Regions from separate parts of the Homo sapiens genome. Here region 2 is linked to region 1. A link is a loop called in an ENCODE intact Hi-C map of the cell type or tissue named here. Cell type or tissue: heart left ventricle. All regions are shown on one strand. Links, peaks and the distances in the headings refer to the core of each region. The heading gives the core; the rest is flanking DNA. Region 1 overlaps HMCN1 (hemicentin 1). Region 2 overlaps HMCN1 (hemicentin 1).

Region 1 (13,231 bases), core at 5,738-8,237:
CACAGTGTTAGGATTTGCCCTTTCCTTGGTAAGTAAGACACTGATTAATTCATAACTTATAAATTGCCACATTTGGTTTGTTCCCTAACTCCAACCTTAAATATGTTGTTATAGTCTCATTTAATAATTTTTTTTTTTTTGAGATGGAGTCTCTCTGTCGCACAGGCTAGAGTGCAGTGGCGCAATCTCGGCTCACTGCAAGCTCTGCCTCCCAGGTTCGCACCATTCTCCTGCTTCAGCCTCTTGAGTAGCTGGGACTACAGGCGCCCGCCACCATGCCCGGCTAACTTTTTTATATTTTTAGTAGAGACAGGGTTTCACGGTGTTAGCCAGGATGGTCTCGATCTCCTGACCTTGTGATCTGCCTCCCTCGGCCTCCCAAAGTGCTGGGATTATAGGCATGAGCCACCGCGCCCGGCCAGTCTCATTTAATAATTCCAAAATATGTTTTAGGACATGAACTCTTTTTAATGTCTTTTGCATTCCCAAATGTCTACTAGATGGGTGAATACATAGTATTAATAAGTATGTATTGAAATAAGAAGGGTAAACATTATATGTATAGTATAATAAACCTGTGTGTAAGAACACACAAAAACTCACGTGTACACCCATATACGTATGGAAAGAAAGACCAAAATATTGAAGATAATTATTTGCAGGTAGTACAATAATGTGTTATTTTTCTATGATTCTTTATTTTACATGTTTACATAGAATTTATTACTGTTATGATAAAACATTTTAATACAAAATTTGAAAATGAAGAGGTAATATAAAATAATGTATTTCATTTGTGCTAAGCAGAGAAACAGAAAGATCCTTGGAACGGATGCCTCAAAACTTTGGTCAAGCTGAATCTCAGTGTTAGATAATCATAGAGGAACTGGCATTCTCCTAATCGTTCTAATATATACATGGGTCTAATAGTCATGAATAGAATAGTTTTGCAAACCTCTGTTGTGAAGGAATACAAAATGAACGAGTGTACCTGCTATTTGATTTGTAGGTATACTATAACTTAAGAGTTTTCTTCTCAATAGTTTTTAAAAAATATGATCATCCATAATCAGTTATAACATTTTGGCTGAAGTAAATTTCAAATATACCTTGATGCTGTTTTAATTTTCTCTTTTCCTTTAATTGGCAAAGTATTGATTTTTTAAGGTGATGCCTCTTGAACCAACTTTCCTTTTGTAATTCTGGTCATAGTTAAATGGCATCATCATTCCTTTTGCTTCTCAAGCTAGGAAGCTGAGTCATTCTAGACTTTTTCTTCTTTTTCTGTCTTGGTTTAAATTGCTACCTAGGGAACACTGAATCTAAGCTATCTTTGGAATCTATTTTCTCTTCTTCATTTCCACTGTCATTGTTTCTTTACTACTTTTCTTTATTTTACACCTATTCTAACTGCCACATTATTGATCATTTATTTATTTTTTGCCTGTTCTAGCTGCCACATTACTGATCATTCTGCTTCCAGCCTTTCCCTCCCAATCCCTCCACCACATTCTTCCAGTAGAATCCTTCTTAAATACAAACTTGATGTAACATCCTGTTTCTGAACTCCTTCAGTGACTTCCATAGATCTTCAGGGTAAGATCTGCCATCCAGCACAGCATGTGAGGACTGCCACATACTTGCAAGTTCTCCCTACCCTCATCACTTACCACTGTACACACACACCAGCTATGACACACTTTAGTATCTTTTCTGATATGGCTTATTATATTGCCTTCGAACATGTTATTTCTTCTGTCCCAGATGTTCTCCCTCTGCTCATCCGTTTGCATCCTGCTCATCCTTCAATTTTCAATCTCAAGTATGCCTGGTCACCTTTCCAGATAAACCAGATTTGACCATCTTCTTTGCCTTTACACCTGACATACATTTTCTGTTATGTATTTATATGTCTTCCCCACTAGACCATAAACCCCTAAAATAGTTTAGCCACTCTTGATCCCAAAGGATGTTCTCTCTCCTATTGTTAGCTAGCTTTTAAGAGATAAGGTCCCCTCTTGTGATATTTAACTCATCTGCTCCCCTCTAGACTGAATGTTTGCATTTACTTTTCCTTGTTATGCATGTTAAAGATTGCAGGAAACTAATTACCTATCCACTCCACCCATTTTTCCAGTTGATCCTATAAAATGGAGGAAATAAGCAGAATTTTTTCAATAAGGATTATAATAGTATTAATAGCAAAACTGAATTTTTTCAGTTTTGAAAGGATCTTCTGTTTCACGCCTTATTTCATATTTACCCAACAACACTCAGACATAGGCACTGAAGCTGGAAAGTGGTGGACCTCCCCCTGTAGAGGGAGCTTTCACCTATGGGCGTAATACAGAGAACAGGACTTGGATGGGGCTGGGATGCTAAAAGTTAATTAGGTCCTAATGAGAGACAGAGACAAAATCACTGTGGGGAGTGACTCTTCTCCTGGTTAATCTGGGGCAATAGATTCACTAAGGTTAGTCACTTCACTACCCACAGGAAGGAGCAAGTCAGGAAGTTGAGAGAGAGTCCTGAACTGTTCACTCCATTACTTCCAGAGTCAGGAGATCAGAACCCTGTCTATTGTCTGAAAAAGAATGAAGTCTTGGAAATTTGCTAACAGCAAAAGTAACAATGCCAATTAAACTGTAAGCAGACTTTTTTTTTAACTAGAAAGATAGCGATTTTAATAGAAGTACCACCTACATCAAGGGAGATGGGTCCTAGCTCATAGGTGTCTTGGTAGATGGTCAGGGTCTCAATGAACCCTGGTCCTAATAGCACAGAATGCTTTTGTAGATCCTGCATCCAAGCAACAAATCCTAGATTTCAGCTCAGGAAGGAACCCAGAAGCAAGTATTCTGATGACAAGAAGGTCCACGGAGCCTGCTCTGGAGAGGTATACATATCTAGTTTAGTTCATTTTAGAGATTTTGTAGAACCTAATGCCAGTTACTTTAAATGGGCCTTGTTCATTTACTCAACAGTTAAGTCTAAAAATGTGATTGTGTCTACAGCTACTGAAAAGTGAAGAAGATATTGAAACTCACCATTGACTGGTCTTCAGACAGCTAAAAAAAAAAAAAATCAGACATTGATGATTGCCATTTGATTGGTGTGGTAAATGGGTTGCAATCAATGTGTGATCCAAAGAATGGAGGTGAATGGAGATTGAGTGAAGGCAATAAAACTTAAGCTTCAGGGCCCTTCTTTTGTGTGGACCCCTTCCAAGTCTCTAAAAAGGGTAATAAAATGTGTTTACAGAGTTACAAATTGAGGGGGAATTTTGCAGAAGTAAGATATTTAAGCTATGATAGACCATTATCTCCCTCAACTTCTCCTCTAGTACATGTTCCTTAGTGTCCAGTGACACTGGGGCGATGTTCGCTATTTTTTTGGACCCAAATTTCTATCAGTACTATAAACACAAGCATAGCTATGGGTGAAGTTGAAAGTTTTGAAGGTTCCTGGAAAAGAATAAAAATTATCTTTCTGTTATTTCTGTAGAGAATATTACAATTTTTTTGTCATAGTAATAGACATTCAAAGATTATACAACCAAAAATGCAGCGAAAAAAATGCCATAGACTCTTGTCAGATGTTAACAAAATTGTTCTTAATTTCTAGATTTTGTGAAATTTGCAGTATTTGTCGACTTTTAACAATTTGAAATTTATGTAAACTATTTTCTCACTTGAGGTAACTCTTTATAATTTCGTATTTCTTAAGGACTTCCCAGTTATGTAAGCTTGAGGCTCTCACAACCCAGATCTGTCACTGAATAGAAGGGATTTTGGAGAACATTTATGTTCTGTTATCTTTTGCTGAGACTTCTCTCTGTTGCCCTCCAGTTGGAGATACAGAACAGTTCTCCTGTTCACAACACTGTTTAGCAGTGGTAAAACAGAGAGAAGATGTTATCCTAGTTTCTAATGGCAAATCCCAAATGAATGTGTGTTCTAATTTGGCACTGTAAGTTACTACAGGCAGGCAACATACTTTGTCACCTTTGTGTATCTAGCACAGAACCCACTATTTGGTGAGACCATACTTAAATGTTCATTGACTTAATATGAAACCCCTTTACAGGCCATACATCTGTCTCATTCTTGAGTTGTTAATATATTGTGATAATTAGATTTAAAATAAATAGAAACAATATTTTTTTCAAAGACCCTAACAAGCCTATGGGTTGGATGCTTTTTTCTTTTCCTTTTTTTCTCCTCTCTTCCTCAACATGTTGAAAATGTCCTCCTGCCTCTGTTTCTTCTTTACTTTTCAAACTCTCCCTTTTCCAGGCATCTGGATTACCTTTTGGTATGCTGATGAGTCTGACTTTCTCTGATTTAATCCATTGCTTTCATTTACTTCCAAAATTTGGATTCTTGCTTTACTTTTTTCTTTTCCCATAGGATTTCTAAGATTTGTACAGTTGTTTCCAACTACCATCTCTGGAGTGATGATTTAGTTGTGAGAGCTATAAAGTTTTGCTGTAATTTATTAAAGATATCTGGCAACTGCTGAATATTCACCTATATTATTGCTAATGTTACCAGTAAAATCCAGGTTGTCATATAAATCGAAATGTCCTTTATAAAGATTAGAGGGGATCTGGAAAGAGTTAGTGTTAGTGAGATTTTTGTGCGTGGTGCCAGATTTTAAAAGCCATATAATGTTGCATTTTTACCATCTCTATAAAGTATTTCCCAATAATTTTAGTCCACATAGATGGCTCATCTTTTAGACTGCCTAAAACATATATTGCCACTAGTATTTATGCCTCATGGAACATCTGAAATGATTGGACCTTTGGAATCCTCCAATTTATCTGCCTATCCAATGCACTATTATATGCTCTATTATATGACATTTGAATGTATACTTCCTAAAGCTCCTTGTTTTTGAAGAGATTATTAGTATATTAGGAGGCTATTTGGAAATACAGAGAATATGATGAGATATTGAGAACTTCACTTTAGGATCAAGACATAATCAGAGTAGAGATATACAAAAGGTTCCTTTTATTGTCCGAAGGGCCCAGAAATTGATGAAACTTGCCTAAAACTTGATTGAATATGTTAAAGTATCTAAAGAGTATGTCAATCAAAATGAGTGCAAACCAACAGGAAAGCATAAGAACAGTTAAGTCATGAAGGTAAATGTTGGTAGTTCCCATCCAACTTCTGTCTGAAAGTGAGGGAGCCTCAACCAGCACTTCTATTGGGAAATTAATTTAATAAAGAAAATTCTATTAAATGTTTAATGCATCTAAATCACTTCATCTATATTATTTCTAAACCCAATAGGCACATGACAGGACAATGGATTTATATTCTAAATGGGGGTTGCACCTTAAGCCAGGACGCAATTTGTTAATTACATAGTCACAATTATACTCAAAATCTGTTGAATCACCCTTAAATTATTACGACCTAGGCCCTTAGCAGCACAAAATCTAAAAATGTATTTGTTTCCTTCTCTCCCAACTCTCTCTCTTTCTTCTTCCCTTCCTTATTTCCTTCTTTTTTCTTTCTTTTTCTGGGCCAGTTGGAACTGAAGTTTCTTTCAAAGGTAGAAATGAGGGGTGATGGACATACAAAGAAATTCACCACATGTTATAATGTTACAATGGTTAAGGGAATAAGATTTAGAGTCCTATGCCTTTTTTGAGTTTTATACTTACTAGAAATCTGTAATTTACTGAAAAAGTAAATATTAATATTTATAGAATACAGAAAAAATTGAATGAGGTAAAATTTGTAACGTTCTTCGCATGGAGCTTAGCATGTAAGTGCTGTTTAAATGGTAGCCATCAAAACAATGATCCAGTTATGCTTTAGTTTCCAGCATAACTTTGCCTCCAGAAGCCAATGGGTTAGTCAATGATTCTTCCTCACTGACATTAAAAGCCTTTTGGGTTCAATACATGTGTATCTGTACCAAAGAATAAGTTCTCCCCAAAATAGACCTAATCCCAGTTGAAATTAAGTGCCTAAACCTAAAAACCAGATCGTAGACTGTACTAAATTGTTCTTTGAAATGAGGTCTATATTTTGAGGTCTTTTAGGAAGGATTTTTCTAACCTTTATATATGCTAAAAGGGACTAATAGGATTTCTACATGTCAAGTATAAACCAGACAATTTTGTATTTTTACATCCTTCCAGTATATGTTGGGGGTGGGAAGAGCAGATTAGAACATATGAACATCTACTTTTCTTAGTCATTAAAAATTAAAAATTATTCTAGTACTCTGTAATACTTTAGCTCATAGTTTCTTCTTCTCTTAATTTTTTATTTAATAACTATAAAAACACTTGGAAGGAGCCTATATCCATTTATGAATTGAGGAATCCTTTGCAGTGTGAATTATTTCACATTCTAACTTATCTATTTTAAATAAGATATTCAGATACTTTTTTTATATAAATTTTTTTTTTGTTTAGTAATGTAAAAGACTGTTTTATGGAAGAGAGGATACCTCTGTAAAGTTGTTTTCTAAACTGTCCCTCCCATCTCCCTATGAAAATCTGGCCAAACTATGACCCTTCCTCCCATGTGCTATGTCTCTATCTATCTATCTATCTATCTATCTCTATCTATCTATCTATCTATCTATCTATCTATCTATCTATCTATCTAATTTTGCAAATGATTTTAGAGATTTCATAGATGACCCTGAAGCTATTCATGGAGTCCAGATTCACCATTTCAAATATATGTGCAATAGTGTTTTATGTAACTACTATACCTGTATACCTTATTAAATGTGTGAGTGTGTATGCATATATGGATAGGTAAATAAATAAAGGGTATGAATGAGGAGAAAGAGTCAGGGCTAGTAACCTGTAATATCAATAATGCTTACGTGCCTCCCTAACTAGGGGTTGTTTTTGTTACTCGTAGCCTAAGTGTGGTTTGAAGTTTTTTCCTGCTTTCCAGGTAGCCAGCGATAAGACCATAACTGGCATATATGTATGTATATACATATGTCTACATGTATGTGTGTATGCATATGAATGTATGTATCTATGTATTTTTATAACTTTTTTCCTTTTAAAACTAGAAAGTTTCAATGGAAGAATTGAACTCACTGAGATTTGGCCATTCTAAAATAGGTATTTAGTAGAAGAAGAAAAAAAAAACATGTGAAACAAGCAAGCAAAAAACCCAAGCAAACAAAAAAAAGATTCAGTGAGAGACATGAATGACAAAAGTTAATTTTCTGTATTTGTATTATTTTAAATAAAACATATTTTTCTGGCAAGCTAAATTTTCTCTCTCATTTGTAACACACTGAAATTGTGACACAAAAATTTTATAAAGATAAATTAATGAAATATACCTTGACACTTTAAAATAACTAGCAGGAATGATTTCACTGTTCATAAATGTCTAAAGTGTGCTTTTATTTTTTTCGGCTGTTGTGTATTATAAAACTTTGATCATGTAGAAGGTGTGGAAGTTTTACATGAGTATTGGGTGCTCATTGAGTTGAAATTGAGAGTTCCTCTTTTCACTAATCCCCTCTAGAGTCCCCACTGAGCCCAAATTTTCTAAGCCATTCCAATTTCTAAGCTCCTCCAGAGAATAGTTTATCCTCTATATAAACTGAGTAAAATTTTAGTTCCAGCAGAAAGTCTGTTTTTTTTTTAAATCCTGTAAATTATTTCTTATTTTGCCTACCTTTAGCATGAGCATTTATGGCTATACAACACATCACCAGCCACACTTGTTTATGAGCACTTACTATTGTTAAAACTCACTGTAGAATTTTCTAAATTAAATAGGTACACAACACCCAAAGAGTAATATAAATGGGTATTATCAGGGGAAGACCCTCTCAAAAGTCTCAAGTGGTGATATTTCTTGGTGGATTAGCTAAATCTGCCAACCATGACACTGGATTTGTCAGCCTCTGTCTGAGTGGATCCATCCTCAGGAATAGACTTGAACTAACCAAACTTAGAGGAGTGCTGTATAAAATCTGAATGCCAGCTCATTCATCTACCATGAGAAATCGAATTGCTTGCAAGTCTAGAACACTTGTGTTGGCACAAATAATACATTTCCTCTCTATAGGCACACGTACAAAGAGCAAATCATCATCTGAAATTTGCCAGCATCAGGACAAGGGGAGACTTGCTCCCAGGCTCTTTTCTGAGCCATTATATATTGATGTTTAAGTTTATTTTCACGGGATGATGTATATCTTCCTTTGTCTAAGTTCTTGTGGACAGGGTCTGCAAGGGGATTCATGGCTTTAAATTCCATTAGATCAGTGACCTGAATCTTTCAAATGAACGACAGATTCAAATCTCTGAGTTCCTCCATCATATTCCCACCTGGGTGCTCAATAAATGCTTAGTGACTTCTAAGCAAAATTGGAAGCATAGGCTCTATGCTATACTGCAGGATAGGAATGAATTTGAACCCAGAGAGATAGGCTCTTCTGGTTATCCAGAGGGGAATCTCTCTTAGCCAGGTTGGAGGTTTGTAAAGCCTGCCATTGCTATAACATAGGGTTTACTACAAAATGATTGTTTTGGAAATGTGGCAAATCTTTTTCATATCAAATACCATATAGATTTAAAGGCTTTAATATTTTTATATAGTGTAACTCTTAACAATTTGGTGCCAAAATAGTGATAAAAATATACAGCTAATCTATTCATTATGTTTGGCATGCATTTCATTTTAAAAACACCTGCATTAAATTTTTGTTTTTCACTAGATATTATTTCAGATTCACTCTTGAAAATTGTCATTTTTTTCCTAATGCTAACTCAGAAAATAGAAAGTGAAAGACAAGATTATGGGATCAACAGGCAAATGCTGCCTTCTTATTAGCTGTATATCTTATGAACTTTGGCATGTATCACTCATTTTTATTCATCTGTAAAATGGAAATAATTGTAGCTATGTACCTATGCAAATGGCAGTTGTGAAGATCAATATAAGACTTTAAGAAGTATCCATCATCTAATAAGCACTACTGTATGCTTGCAGGTGTTAGTGTCAATTTTACACAATTTTTTTTCTAGATCAGGCTTCACTTACCAGATGGATGCATTTACACCTAATCAACTTTCTACCATCACTGAGCTTGAAAAATCTCTATCCAGTGTGACTGAGAAAAATGCATGCATTTTTGCATTTCTTAAAAACTGGCTTAATTCTGTGAAATTTTCCTTTGCATTTAAAAATCCTAAGCTAACCAACTAAATAAAATAAAAATTAAATACAATGTGATGCTAACATTTAAAACCATGCATACAAGTTTGAACTCTATTCAGCTTCAATGCAGAAAATTCAGTGCTGAGAAAGGACTGTGTCACAATTGCACATGGACAAAATACTGCCTTTTAGCACACATTTAACTCCAGGGAAAGACCTGATATAAAATTCTTCCCTCCCTCCCATTTTCTCTCTCTCTTGTCCTTTTCTTTCTTCTTTTATCTCTCCCTCCCACACATATTTAATCAGGAATCTTCTATATTTCATGTACTATATTAGGTTCAGGGACGATAGTAGTGAACAAATCAGCTATGGTGTCTGCCCTCATAGAACTTACAATTTAGAAGGAAAGTCGGATAAAAAATAACAACAGCAACCACAAAAATACTAATAAAGGCATAATTGCAAACTGTATTGAACACCTCACCATACTTCCCCTTTCTTGCCAGGAAGACAAAGGATGTCCTGGGGAAATTCATTTGGATGTAATGCATTACATAAGAAATGCTCTTCCAAACAAAGCTATTCTTCAAGTTCTGTTCACGAATATGTATGTAAAAATTGACTTCACTTCTATTCCTAATGTCTTATCATTCATAATAATGTGTGATGGTTTTGTGCTTTAAAACTATAGTTGTATCTTATTTTAGAGTTGAGTAGATATATGGACTATTTTTAAGCATTGGTTATAGCATGGGCTGCAAAATCTTTATGAGACTATACAAGGGAATTATGTAAAAATATAACTATTGAGCCAGAATCCAACTTGTTAGAGTTTTAAAGGTACGAGAACTCTCAAATATCAGTTTCCTCATCTATCAAATTAAGGAGATGGATTAGATGGTCTCAGAGGCCCTTTGTAGATATAAACTGTTACAAATTGTCAGAGAACCATTTTTATATTAAAACATTTAATGTACTATATAAACAGTTATCTAGGGATTTAAAAAGCTTTTGTGTTGATAAAAATGCATAATTTGTAGGCTCTCACATTATTCTAGTTTTATTCTTTTTTCTTTATAATAGAAGATCATTTCTAATCTCATGAGAACTTTTCTTATAGTTAGACAATTACAGATTTTTAATTTTCTTGTATCTGGCACCCTGAGAAGCCAGAAACTGCACTTATGGTACATTCTGTAGCTTGCAGTGATCTACTTTTATTCACATATTGGTAGTATCTGTATTTTCTAATACAACGAGTTGCATCTGTTTTCAATTTGATTTTTCTTATAAGTGGATAAAAAAAGTGATTTGAGATTCTTGACAGAAGTCTGCACTATGTCTTTCCCAACAAGTAATATTATGATACATGGTAATCCCTTTGTGAAAGCCTCATAAATGTTGGTGAATTGGAAGCAGTATTAAGAGTAAACCAAAGCCCACTTATATTCTGTACCATTTGAACACACTTGCTTCACAAAAATGCAACCAAATTAGGAAGACTTCCATTTTCCTATGAATACTCAAGACTTGGAGACTTCCATGTGTAACTAACAGACAACAAGATAGCTTTCCAACAATATATCATAACCTCTCTGCATTGGGTTTGAAGGAAAGATATATTTGTAGAGCCACCCAGACATAGACTATAAATTTAATGAAGGATGTATGTAAAAAATGACTTCCATCTTTATTAATGCCATTTCATTTCATTATTAAACTTGAAACATCTCACAATTCTTGCTGGTACTTGTTTTCTAATGTTTTTTTTTCTTCTTTTCTATTGAGAATCATTTATGACCAGATTATGTGTGTTGTCCTTAAAACAGATATTCTGTCCATTTGTTTACTTTCTCTCCTTTGCCCTCTTCAGTCTCCATATCAGGCATTATCCTCAAAATTATTTATTATCAGTTAAATTTATAAAATGCTTTCTGAGGCCCAACAACAATCCTTTCTATTTTTTTTTTTTTTTTTTTAGTTAGGCAGACCCTTACAGCCATGTTTTATGTTGACATAAAAATGTCAACACTCTGATTATTAAAGTATGTGTTCTATATATGGTCAATGTTAGTTACAGTCAGTCTGGTCTGTAGTCATATGGACGGATTTGATAAGCCGAGTGATCCATATCCTTCTCTTCAAGCATGATAGATCATTAAGAACCCATTTTTCAAAAATGGCATCTGCTTCTTTAAACAAATATGTTTTATTTCATATGTAAAATTCCATGTGCTTTGTAAGGTTAAATTTTGAGGAAATACATCATTTGATTTATGGGGCAATTAGTTGTATTAAATTTTGTTTTTTTGCTCAATTCATCCGTGATGACACTACAAATTTTTCTTTGTAAAACATCATTTCAGTGTGTCACTCCTCTGCTTGAAGCCCTTTAGTCATTTTCATTGGGATCTCTAGGATGAAATCCAAATGTCATAGCCTGACTTTATGACCATCCATTGTCTGGTCCTGACACAGGCTTCCAGCCTCATCTTCTTCTTTTTTATCTGAGCACTTCACTGCAGCCAGATGTAGTCACTCATGTTCTCAACATATTTGGAGTACTTCGGTCTCTGTCTCAGTGTTCTTGCTCAGATTCTCTCTTCTGTCTGGTTTGAATTTGCCTCTTTTTTTATTTACAGAAAACATTTCTGTCTTTCATAGTCAGATTACTTTACTTTGCCTGTGAAGCCATTGCTGAAACACTTCAGCAATGGCTGAAACAACTAGGGGAAGAGAAGGGAATTTAGCTGGGGAGGGAGAAAACTAAGATCGTGTAAGTATGTGGACTGTGAAAATACTGTGATGGCATTACCATGTGGAAGTACTGTGAGGGCATTTTACATACATTTTTTCAACAGCATTTCTTGTATTATGAATTTCTTTTATTTATTAAGAACATCAGTATTATTACCATTATGACCAATTTCATTGACATTAGTATATACCCACCTTTATTATGTGTAGAGCAAAACACTTTGTTTTGGATGCACAAAGAAGTAGGAGATATGGTTTTTGATACTGGAGCAAGGACAGGAATTTTTATGAAAAAAAAATAAGAAATGCAAAAACATTCAGTAAATCTGAGTCCTAATGACTGAAAGTGTGGTCATCATTACTTAGTACCTGGAAAACCATCTTGAACAAAAACATTTATTTTATGATAAATGTGATTGTTTCATATTGTTATGTGATAATAAGTCTTAGATGCTTCCCTTATCCTTAGGGGGAAAGAAACAGAAAAAAAAAAGGGATACTTTTCACAGAAAATAAAAATGTTGCACAGTATTTATTGCTTGGTTACTTGAAATGTGACCACTTACACCTAAATTTCAAAAAATGTTTTTGTTTATCATTAATAGCTTGACTATAGCTTAATATCCAGCTCTGTTCAGTGTCTTATGCCTCATTACAAAAGAAAATTTTCATGGTGATATGCAGTCTTAAAAGATACGTAAACCAGAGAAAGATGAGGTGATCAAAGGTTATCATGACTAAAATTATAAGATCATCCAAGGAGTACCTGCCCAGACATGCACCATTTGTCTAAAGGGAAATTATCTTTGTTAGTGCAGAAACTTTCTATGGATTCAAAGTTTTTCTTGTTCACAATGAGGCATTAACACCTTTTTAAAACCCAATTTCTTTATGATTTTTAAAGACTATTTTTCAAGAATACACTACTTGGTATTAAATTCTAACCTGAAATATTTTTCTATTCTCTTTAATGCAATGCTTTTCCCATTATATTGTTACTTATTCACTTTATTATAAAAATGACTCTTTTAGTGACATTGCAATTATTTTTCTATAATTAGTATGCTGTAATATATTATAATATACTATATATAATTATAATATAGTATAATACAATAATTAATATGCCCCATTTACTGAAATTGGATTTGATAATTTGCTAAGTGGGTTTCTTTTACAAATTGCATCTGGAAGAATAAAATCTGGAAAGAAAGAATGGAAGAAGAAGGGATTGCACATGTTAGCACTATTATGTTTTTAAATAAGTTCTTATCTCTTGAGACAGCGAACTGTCAATA
Region 2 (12,436 bases), core at 7,298-9,797, 200 kb after region 1:
CATTTAAACAGTGTTGAAGAAATGTTTTTTTCTAAGCCTTTACAGTTTTTTTCCCTTTAAGTATATTTTTAGTAGAGGAAGGACAACAAATATACAGTTGAAATGATTTTTTATCCTTATTTAAGTGCTTTCATTTTTTAGTAAATGTGTAAAATGGTCTTTTATAGACAGGTTTGTTATCATATATGTATTTCCAGGAATTACTGTTTTAGCTAAAACTTTATGTGGCAAGGTAGTAGGAAGATGCCTACTATGATAATGTGATTTTCATGTTAGCAGCATTCTCTATTAATATATATTTGAAAAATATTCACCTCTTAAATTGTGCTATATTTTCAGTGGTTTATTGTCACTGCCTAATCAGCTTTGTAGAATAAATTGCATTTGAGGCCCCTATATTTTGTGATGGATGGCTATAAGCTTCATAATTAAAATTTCCCAACATAAATCACCACCTATAGCCTATTTATAAATCATAATTATTTTATGTGTACTTGTTGTATGGGAGCAAGTGATGAAATGTGGATCAAATTGTTTCTCAGGATTGTGAGAGCTCAGGTGTCTGATGTCGCTGTGTATACTTGTGTGGCCTCCAACAGAGCTGGGGTGGATAATAAGCATTACAATCTTCAAGTGTTTGGTATGTGTCACAGAAATGACCCTATTACTTTGCTATGTCAAGTATTAAGCAACAGACTTATCTTTAGAAACCGACTTCCTCAGAGATTTAGAAATCTGACTTTATCAAAAAGGATTAGTGAAATAGGATCTTACTGACTAGAGAATGTATTTTCTTCCAAGGGGTCCATATTATTGGACCATATTGTCTGTTTATCAAAATACTGATCTAGAAATTTGCACTAAATCAAATCTAATTTTTAAAAATAGCATTTCAATCCAGACACAAGACCAGTCTTTTCATGTAAAGAAAAAGTCAAAACTTTTCTAACAATATTAGCAGCTTGTTTGGAGTATTCAAACTATGAATGGATGCATGTGCATATATGCATGTGTGTGTATGCGTATATATGGAGAGAACTCAATACCTTCCATTTCGGAAATATTGAAGTTTGCTGATCCACATTTCTCAATCCCCAAGAACACCTCAGTTAAGTAACGCTTTATTGTAATCTACAAATGACTTACCCTATAACTTGATATTATTTATACTCTATAGAGTAGTTAAAAGAATACTACTAAAACTATTATATACATTACAACAAGTTAAAGGGATAGAGTGAAGAAGTTGAAAAATCACCAAAATTTAAAACACATTGTGCGTTCTGTAAGAAAACAATTTTTAAGTTTCATTGCTAATCTTTGGAAGATTAATAATTAGCATTCCTAATAGATATTTTTATTGTAAAGTCCTTAGTTATTATACACAATTTTAAAGTATATATTTTTATCAACCACAGAAACATTATAGAATTATTCAAATGTTTTAATTTAAATTGATCTCAAATTACAATAGACATCCAAATTTTGCCCATGTTGTTTTCTATGTAGCACCACCAAATATGGACAATTCAATGGGGACAGAGGAAATCACAGTTCTCAAAGGTAGTTCCACCTCTATGGCATGCATTACTGATGGAACCCCAGCTCCCAGTATGGCCTGGCTTAGAGATGGCCAGCCTCTGGGGCTTGATGCCCATCTGACAGTCAGCACCCATGGAATGGTCCTGCAGCTCCTCAAAGCAGAGACTGAAGATTCGGGAAAGTACACCTGCATTGCCTCAAATGAAGCTGGAGAAGTCAGCAAGCACTTTATCCTCAAGGTCCTAGGTATGTAAACATTGTGGTAAATGTAGAATAATTGGAAAGTAAGTGATAGTGAATGTTTAGTAAATAAGTATAATTCTGAGAATCAGTTGCTGTGAGAGAATTTTTTAAAAAATTTTTATTGCATTTTAATTTTTTTTATAATTCACCTTGGCTTACTCTCATCTGAAGCATGTTGAATTTAAATTGTATTTTTTATCTCTCTGAAAAGATGAAAACTCCAGCTTGTAAAACATTACTCATTGATAAAACCTTATAACCAATTGAGAAGCAGCTTTTTAAACTTTTGCCAAGAATTGAAAACACATCCGATTATAGAAATTTGATGAAAAAGCATAATAGGTATACTATGATATGTTATCCCTGTCTTTAAATGATCCAGTCTGTACCTTATAGCTGGAATAATCATTTCAAATAGTCTAGTTCTATTTATTCTTGTGTGCATTTAAAGTAAATACTTAAAATATGTATTCCAGTGTTCTAAATGCAACAGTTTAAAGAGAAAACACTTCTTTTCCTTGAAGTAAAAAATGCTAACCTTGGAAGAGAAAGTAAGATAATGAAACGAAGTATTTCAATAACCAAGAGCTTTTGGCATTTTGCTTGTTTTTCTCACTGTGAAGTAAGTGAGACTCCATGCTCCTTACATAGCAGAAAATACACCCTATAGAGAAGAGCAAAAATACTTTTGGCAAGAGTCTTGGTTAGGTAGAAGTTAGCATATGTTTCAGCGTGTGTTATAATCCTTCTCAGAGCAACTATTAAAATTTATTCATGTAACCCTAAAATTCTGCTTCATCCCTAGTTAAGCTTTATGAGGGCAGATGTCTTCTTACTTACTTCTGCATTCCCAGTGCTTAGCATGACATTTAATACACTAGAGACTATTAATGTGTTATTTGTTGGATTAAACTGAACCGAACTAGTTACTTTCCAGGTGGATTAAAGGGAGTTTCTTCTGTAGAGGGAAGCAGAACCATATCTAAATAAATGAAGTATGGTTCTCTGGAGTAGATGTGACTTCCATAGAATGGAGGCCGGTAGTAAAGGAAGTTCTCCAGGATATTTAGGGGCAAAAGAAAACTACAACCCAATATCCCTTATCAACATAGTTGCAAAAATGCTCAACAAAATACTAGCAAACCAAATTCGACAGTATATTGAAAAGATCATTCACTCTGATCAAGTGGGTTGCATTCCAGGGATGCAAGGATGTTTTAACATACACAATCAATAAATGTGATACATCACGTTAACAGATAGGACAAAAATCATATGATCATTTCAATAGATGCGAAAAAAGCATTTGATGAAATTCAACATTCCTTCATGAGAAAAACCCTCAACAAATTAGGGATAGAAGATACATACCTCAACACAATAAAGACTATTTATGATAAATCCACAGCTAACATCACACTAAACAGGAAAAAGTTGAAAGCCTTTCCTACAAGGTCTAGCAGAAGATAAGGATGCCCACTTTCTCTACTTCTATTAGACATAGTATTGAAGTCCTAGCTAGAGCAACAGGCAAAAAAATAAAAGACATCCAAATTCGAAAGGAGGAAGTCAAATGTTCTGTTTGCAGACAGCATAATCTAATATATAGAAAACCTCTAAAGACTCCACCAGAAAACTCTCAGAAATGATAAACAAATTCAGTAAAGTTGTGACTTAAAAATCACCGTACAAAAATCAGTAGCGTTTCTATTTGCCAACAGCAAATTGTCTGAAAAAGAAATCAAGAAAATAATCCCATTTACTGTCAGCCCTGCATATCCATCGGTTCCACATCTGTGGATTCAAACAACTGCATATCAAAAATATAATATTCATTGGATGTGGAATCTGCAGATACCGAGGGCCAACTGTGTATCCATGGGTTTCTCAAGGCCTACTGCCGGGCTTGAGCATCTGCAGATTTTGGTATTCACAGAGGGTCTGGAACCAATCCTCTGCAGAGACTGAGGTACAATAGCTATCAAAAAAAAAAAAGATATGTAAGAATAAATTTAAACATCAGTGAAAGAAATGGAAAGGAAACAAATAAATGGAAAGATATTTCATGTTTATGGATTGGAAGAATTAATACTATTAAAATGGCTATACTCCCAAAACAATCAGATTCAATGCAATTTCTATGAAAATACCATTGGCATTCTTCACTGAATTAGAAAAAAAAAATCTAAAATTTGTATGGAACCACAAAAGACTCCAAATAACCAAAGCAATCTTGAGTAAAAAGAACAAAGCTGAAGGCAGCAGACTACCTGACTTAAAAATACTACAAAGCTGTATTAATCAAAACAGCATGCTATTGGCATAAAAACAGACACATAGACCAATTGAACAGAATAAGGAGCTCAGAAATAAATTCATGCATCTACAGCCACCTGATTTTTGACAAAGGTCCCAAGAACACATACTGGGGAAAGGATAGTCTCTTCAATAAATGGTGCTGGGAAAATTGGGATGTCCACATGCAGAAATATGAAACTAGACCTCTATCTTTCACTGTATACAAAAATCAACTCAAAATGGATTAAAGAGTTAAATGTAAGATCCCAAACTACGAAACTACTAGATGAAAACACAGAGGAAACACTTCATGATATTGGACTAGGCAAGGATTTTTCTGGATAAGAACTCAAAAGCATGGGCAACAAAAGCAAAAATAGACAAATGGTATTATATCAAACAAAAAGCTTCTGCACAGCTAAGGAAACATTCAACAAAGTGAAGAGACAACCTACAGAATGGGAGAAAATATTTCAAACTATACCTCTAAGGGGTTAATATCCGATATATGTAAAGAACTTAATAGCAAAAAAACAAAGAGCACAATTTTAAAATGGACAAAAACCTTAACAGACATTTCTCAAAAGATGACATGTAAATGGCCAAGAGGTATATGAAAAAAGCCTCAACATTACTAATCATCAAACAAAGGCAAATCAAAACCAAAATGAGATATCACCTCACTCTAGTGAGGATGGGTATGACCAAAAAGATAAGAGATAACAAGAGTCGGCAAGGATGTGGAGAAAAGGGGACACTTGCACACTGTTGGTGGGATTGTAAGTTAATATAGCCATTATGAAAACAGAGGTTCCTAAAAAAATTAAGAATAGAACTACCATATGGTTCAGAAATCCCACTACTGGATATATATCCAAAGGAAATGAAATCAGTATGTCAAATAAATCCATGTTTATCACAGCACTATTCCCAACAGACAAGATATATAATCAATCTAAATGTTCAACAATGGATGAATGAATAAAGACAATGTAGTAGATATACACAATGCAGTACTATTCAGCCATAAAAAAGAATGAAATTCTGTCATTTATGACAACATGGATGAACCTGGAGAACATTAAACTATGTGAAATTAGCCAGGCACAGAAAGAAAATACCACATGATTTCATTCATGTGAAATTTTAAAAAGTTGATCTCATAGAAGTAGTGAATAGGACAGTGGTTACCAAAGACAAGGGAGACAGGGGGAGTAGGTCAGTGGGTACAAAGTTACAATTAGAAAGGAAGAATGAGTTCTGGTGTTCTATTGCACAGTAGGGTGACTATAGTTAATAATATACTATTGTATATCTCAGAGTAGCTAGTAGAGAGGAATTTCAATGCTTTCACCACAAAGAACTGATAAATGTTTGAAGTGATGGAAATGCTAATTACCCTGATTTGATAATTACACAATGTATACATGTATGGAAACATCACATTGTACTCCCTAAAGATGCATAATAATTATGTGTCAATGAGAGAAAAAAGAAAAACTGTGTGTCTGGGAGGTGCAGGGTGGGGTTGGGTAGCAAATTCCTGTACATCAATTCACAGAACATGAGGAGTAAGAGGAGATGACATAATGTGATCCTGTACATTCATTATTCACATATCAAGTATTAATTATTGAATATACGTTATATGACAGGTATGTTTCTAGCCATCATTTAACTATAATTATGAACATGTGTGGTGTGGCAAACATGCAAATGCATCACTAAGAAAGATATGATCTCAGCCCTCAACTTCCTCCATCTGTGGAAGACACAGATACTAAAGAAGTAATTACTTTTCAGTGTAATGAGGATTATATGGATAAAACAACATTCTGTGGGATGGTAGATTTCAGATTCGATCTCCTCAAGCATAAATCTGAGCCCTGAAGAGTAGGACTGTAGAGATGAGTGGGGAATTTTATATACATTTCTCACCTGGAGGTAATACAATTTGAATTGTCAATTTGCACTCCCTGAAACTGAGTGTAAGAGGAAGAGTAGCAAGAGACAAGACAAGAACTATATATGGGCAGATGCCAAACTATGCAAAGCTCTGAGAACTTTGAGGAAGTTTGGACCTCATTACCAAGGCAATGGAAGAATCTTAAGGAGAAATATTTTACAGCCAGATTTCGTTTCCAAAAAATCCCTCTGACAGAGTGACAGAGTGAAAAATGAATTGAAGAGGCTGCTGTATTCATACAGCCTGTAAATGCAGGGGCCTGGTCTAGCATGTGGCAGGGGGAGGGGGAGAGCGGGGAGAAAGAACTCAGGAGCAGAATCACAGACTGGTGCATTTCTGGATGAAGAAAATGAAGGAGAAAAACAACAATGATATTCTTAGTGGAATTCTTAAAGAACAGCCTGCCTTTAATAAAGTTGAAGAGTTTATAAGAATAATAATTTCTCAAAACAGATTTGAAAACTGGCTTAGAAGAAAGATGAGAAGTTTTAGCATTTCAGCATATGTTGAAAATTAATTCCATTAAACTCTGAAAAGTTCTTCACTTGAAGCAGTGCTACCACTCAGAATGCAAACATCTTAACTTGGGGAAATATTCTTTATTTAATTCTATCCATGTGGTGGGAGGTATCATGGTATAGTGGTTCTGAAAAGTCCAGTGTGGCTAGACCACTGAAAACAAGGGACAGCATATTACAAAATAGGGGGTTTTCATAGGGCCAGGTCATAGAGCACTTTTTTGACCACATTAAGAAGTCTGCTTTTTATCCTGTAACAATGAGAAATCATTCAAAGTTCTAAAAACGGAATAACAAATAGAACTACAGTTTGAGAAGAGCACTCTGGCTATAAAATGCAAGGCTACTTGGACCAGGACAAGAATGGATTCCGAGAGACCAGTATAAGGAATTGTGTTTGGCTGTGAATTACAGAGTTGAAATATGGTGGGTTAAACACAGTACTTCTGTTTTTCTCACTGGGATGGCTGGAGGTAGGCAGTTGTTGGATTGGTTCAGCAGTTCAAATATTTTCAGTTCTTTTGAACCTTTACAACATGGTTGTTTGGTGATCAATGCAGTATCTGCTCACCCCTAGCATAACTAGATGCTGTTCTAGATGCAACAATAGAGCAGGAAACTAGGAAGGGCAAAGTGTTGCCCCTTTAGAAAAGAATTAAGACTTTCTTACAAGCCCCACAAAACCACATCCACCTACATCTCATTGGTCAGAATTGTCATATACCACTCCATCCACTCCATCTACTCTCTGCTAAAGAGGCTAGGAAATGTAATTTGTTTAGCACATTGACAATCCCAACAAAATTTGAGTCTGTTAATCAGAAAGAAATCAGTAATTTTGGGTAGGCACCTACAACTAGGAAGAAAAAAAAAACATTAAGTAAATGGTATTGTAGCTCAAATTAGAGTGAGGGAGATGAGAGAAAAAGGTGTATTCTGGAAATAAGTACAGTGGAAGTATTAGGACTTGGTTGTAGACTGGGACACAAGGGAGTGATGAAGAAGGTATCAAGCATGACTCTTAGTTTCTGGCTTATGTGACTAATTGGTAAATTCATCACTTAGATGCAGAAAATACTGGAAAAAAACAAGTTTTGAGAAATAAGGCAATAGGTTCAGTCTGAATACATGTTGAGTTTTAAGTGATTTTCAAACATCCAAATGGAGATGTTTATTTGATAATTGCATTTATGAATCTGGAGCTCAGAAGAGAGTCTAGGCTGGAAATATAAATTCTGGAGTTATTGGAGTATAGACAACTCTTACTCTGCCCGAAGTACAAGACATATGGACAAAACACAGAGTAAAATAGTTCACAATCACTTAACACAGGTAAGATCTGGACAGTCTGGGGTTTGAACTACACAAGAGCATGTTAATACTGTTACTGCTGCTACTATTTTAAATCCAGTGATTATAAACTTTGGGGTGGGGGCAGTGAGCATGCCTTATTAATCTTTGTATTCATGATGATTGACATATACTAAATAACCGAGAAGTAAGAGGAGTAAATAATTGACTATGGCAAACCAGGAATTAGATAAGTGTTTTGAGTAGTACAAACAACTTGATACGAAAATGAAAAAGCATAGACATTTTATAATTAGTTCAGAGAATCAATAAATGATTTATAGTTTTCACAAATGAACTTGAGGACAATGTAACCGTGATGGTACTTGGGCATTCTCAGTTGCGGGACTATGAGGAGCAAGAAAGGACGAAGCTTGTTGAGAGATTTGAAGTCTAGGTTACATATAAGTATGTTAAAATTAAATAATGACAAAGATAGATCTAGACCATATTGTGGAAGTCTTGGAAACCATGATGAGTTTTTATTTAATCCAGTAAGCAACATGGAGCCATTAAAATCTTTTAAGCAGAAAATCTTAGATTAATATTAAACTGCACTTCAGAAAATGTATTTTGACAGCAATATGTAAGATAGATAGAAGTAAAAAGAGGTCATGTGGGACAGTGGTGTAGAAATGCTGACTTCATTATAATCTAAGAAGGAGAACTGACTTAGTATATTATCTTTCTCCAGAAGGAAAACAGAGACTAACAGATGGTAGAAATTTTAGGAAGCAGATTTTAATAATACCAACAGTTGCAGTAAACACTGTAGTAGTAATAAGTTTTTTAAAACCTTTAATTGTAAAATAGATACAGAAACACACAAAAAAGTGTATAATGTATCTCACTGACGCCACACACTGATCCTATTAGGTAAATAATGTTGGTATCCCCATTTTAGAGATTTGCTCAAATCCATGAAACTAATAATTGTTGACACCAGCATTAAAACTCAGACTCCAGATCTTCTGCTATGAGTCACTGTTCTAAACTATGTGCCTTATTAAAGAAAAAAGAAAGAAAAACAAACCTGCTAACCCCTGGCGCTGTCCAACAGCTATTTTGGCTGCCTTGTCAAATAGTAAGCTGGAAACTTGAACTATGAAAGTGTCATAGAAAACGCAAATGGTCATCATAAGGGGAATGTGTTTTAAAGGAATTACCAAAGTTGGGAGTAGTTAGACTAAAGAACCTTAAATGTTTCTTCCCAGTGTTTAGATTGTTTGACCTTCTCTTGAGAAAGGTAATTTTAGAAGTATAAGTAACAAAAGAGGAAGTTACTCCCATCCAGACATAACAAATGTGTTTTATACAGAAATTATCTCCAAATGTAACTATTTTTTCTTCTGCTTAGTCATTGTTTCCTCTCAAAGTTCTGCATGGAAAAGATGATAGCAAAATTCCACAGTATTCACGCATTGTTTTTGTAGAAACTATTGGTATTTAAAGATACAAAAACATAATAATATGCTAAGTCCCTCTAAAAAAAAAAGTGGTACAAGCTGCGTTTGGTTTTTATTGTTTTCAAATCTTTCAGTCAAGTGAGACTGTTCTAATTAACTGAGTTTGAACTGTTGTTCAATAATTGCATGGTAATGAATTGCCATTTACTTCATTATCTCTCATAGGCATGATCCATCCCTTTTGAAAGTGTGTCAATGAGAAATGGTAATGACATCTAGGAATTATTTCACTTTCCTTGTTCTAATCAATTTTTATCATGTGAATGTGAATTTGTGTTGGATTTTCAAGTTTTTCTAACGAGCAATATTTTATGAAACTGTGGGTTTATTATTATTTTTGATTCCCTTTAAATAGAACCACCTCACATTAATGGATCTGAAGAACATGAAGAGATATCAGTAATTGTTAATAACCCACTTGAACTTACCTGCATTGCTTCTGGAATCCCAGCCCCTAAAATGACCTGGATGAAAGATGGCCGGCCCCTTCCACAGACGGATCAAGTGCAAACTCTAGGAGGAGGAGAGGTTCTTCGAATTTCTACTGCTCAGGTAAGTGTCAAAGTTCATAGAATTATTTTAGGTTAGGTCAAACTTCTCACTTGCTAATATATGAGATTTGTTAAATTATGTCTTTGAATCCTTATATATCACAGATCTGTGTAACTGGAGCAGGATGGATTAGTCCTATGATATGCATGATTGGGTAACTTGATTAAAAGGAAGACAAAGCAGTATCATATTAAACTCCGAAGAAAGCAAGATACCTTTCCATTAACTTTTGCAAGTTTTCACAGTGCTATAAGTGTTAGTATATTTCCCAAAGTTCTTAATTTATACTATGTACCCCTTAATGGAACTGGCAAAAAGCAATCCAACATGCATATATATAAGGTTTCAAAGAGCACTTTTGATCTCCAAAATGAACTAGCCGATATGGAAGTCTGAAGAGACACAATTTTTCAAATAATGATCAGTTTAATAAAATTGACTTGGTTTAGTTTATGTTTAAGAAAACTGATCTGAAATGTGAATATATTAAAAGAGAAGTATGTCTGGGATGTCTTATTGTAGCAATCTTCTATTCTACTAGTAAAGGCAAACCTTATGTTACAATTATTCTCCATCTGAGCCCTAATGCCATCATTTATAAACTGGGGATAAAAGTAATAATCATGCCTCATTCATACACTGAGGGATTTAAAGAAATAATCCAACATGATGTGCTTAGACTGGTGCCACAGGCATGTAGTAAATGCTTTCAAAAAAAGACTTAGGATTGTTCCTGCTGTTGCTGTTGTTACCATAATCATCATTCCTCTGAATGTAGAATAACAAATTATTTGATCATATTTTGTTGCATTTTTCACTGAGAATGGAAGAAAGGGAACTGGAAGAAAAGAGCTAAGAGTTATAAACTCTCTACTATGTCCTGTTGTGTTCATCTCTGTGCTATCTATCCCACCCATTCCCCTCATGGCAACTCTGTGAGGCAATGTGTCTATCCCACAAATCCAAAATCAGGTGCAGAGAGATTAAGTACTTATCTGCCAAGTACTCATTGCTGCTCAGTGATGGAGCTAGGCCTCAATCCTTAGTCTGATTCAGAAGCCTAGCCAGTGCATCTCAGCACAGTGCATTTCTAGCATCTTCGAGTGCATACCTTCCATTCCCCTTTTTTCTCTCCATTTCAAACATTACAGTAACTTAGAGTCAGGTTAAACTAAAACCATGTATTGAATCAAAACTCTTGAATGATATAATTTCAACAAACAAAAAGTAGGCAAAAGAATTTGTGACATTAGGAATAGCATGGAGACAGAAAAGTATGTGGAATAGAATCATGAATATAAAAAAAATGACAAATAAAGCTTGAAAGGGAAGTTAAGGCCATTACTGTAGGTCTTAAAGGCAAGAACAAAAAGTCGAGTTATAAGAAAACAAGATGAAGGTGTCATAGAGTGTTAAATGATGGCCAGATTTACCATGTGTTCTAGCTATTGTGGAGAATCCATAAGACCTAAGATATGTGACATGTGTCAGCCTTCAAGAAGTTTCTAGATGTCTAGGGGAGAAAAATGACTGTATACATAAGATACAATTAGATATGAGTCAATAATAGAAACATTAAAAACAATATGGAAGTGGAAAATTAAATATCATTAAGCCCCCAGACTGATTTTGGTTACTCTGCTCCTTTATGTTTTCATAGCAATTTGTATATACTTCTGTAGTAACTCTTACTGCATTATATTTTGCTTATCTCAACTTTGTTTTTTCGTGTATTTATCTGCAACATCTACTTATGCCTGGTACATTATGGATGTGGATGCTTTGCAAATTGCGAATTGTGTGGTATAGACAAGAGTTTCCTAAAACATCTTTTATCAAACACTAGTTCTGTAATTTATCCCAAGAGGGGAGGGGACCACTCTATGACTAATAGATTTGGAAAACTTTATATACTGTACCCTCCTTTTCTTTGTGAGCCATAATGCATGTCCACCTCTGCAAAATCTTCCTCTAAAGATACATGCTTAACTATAATTTTTCTAACATTCTATTAGTAAAACAAGACTTTAGAAACTAACTACAGGTGATGTCTGTGGGTAGCCAGAAGGGCAGAAGTTGTCAGGAAATATTTTGTGGAAAAGGGAACATTTAAGAATAGTCCTGAATGATGGTTCAAGTTTGGCTGAGTCCAGACAAGTGAGGGGGATGATATCAATTGTGAATGAACAGAGTTGGGAGAGAAGAGTTAGTTTTAGAGATTTTAAAGATATGATGAGAAATTCAGAAATTATTCTTAGGAAATGGCACATCATTTTAAAATTCTTAATTGAATAACGATGTAAGTGTTGTTCTTCTAAAATTATATTTAAGTATTTTTCCAAACATTCTAGTCTCAATGTTTTTGAAAGGAGTTTTTGCAGCCTACCAAAAAGTGTTTCCATAACCTCTAAAGTCAGTTTGAATGTAAGAGTTTTTAAAATGCCAATATTCTGGGAATGTTCAAGTAGTAAAATAAATGAGAACAGGATTTTTCTGTTTTT

Evidence for each region. A loop is a pair of places that touch in the nucleus more often than their neighbours do. Peaks named below come from ENCODE experiments on the same cell type or tissue, not always from the same donor. Only the 100,000 strongest peaks of a DNase experiment are listed, where the experiment ranks them.
Region 2: a loop joins it to region 1, with 5 times the contacts of the local background. A loop is called at or near these places in 2 of 110 quality-filtered maps.

What each region holds. Positions count from the first base shown.
Region 1 is chr1:185,895,816-185,909,046 of GRCh38, forward strand. The region is part of intron 4 of HMCN1 (hemicentin 1); the gene reads left to right. Among named protein-coding and RNA genes, the nearest start is that of HMCN1, 170 kb to the left of the region's middle. In heart left ventricle, for the core only: no CTCF peak of the experiment used is centred there; no DNase peak of the experiment used is centred there.
Region 2 is chr1:186,093,734-186,106,169 of GRCh38, forward strand. HMCN1 (hemicentin 1) reads left to right here. Exons shown (of 107, transcript NM_031935.3): 67 at 543-640; 68 at 1,510-1,788; 69 at 9,739-9,935. Among named protein-coding and RNA genes, the nearest start is that of PRG4, 200 kb to the right of the region's middle. In heart left ventricle, for the core only: no CTCF peak of the experiment used is centred there; no DNase peak of the experiment used is centred there; H3K27ac peaks cover 1,485 bases.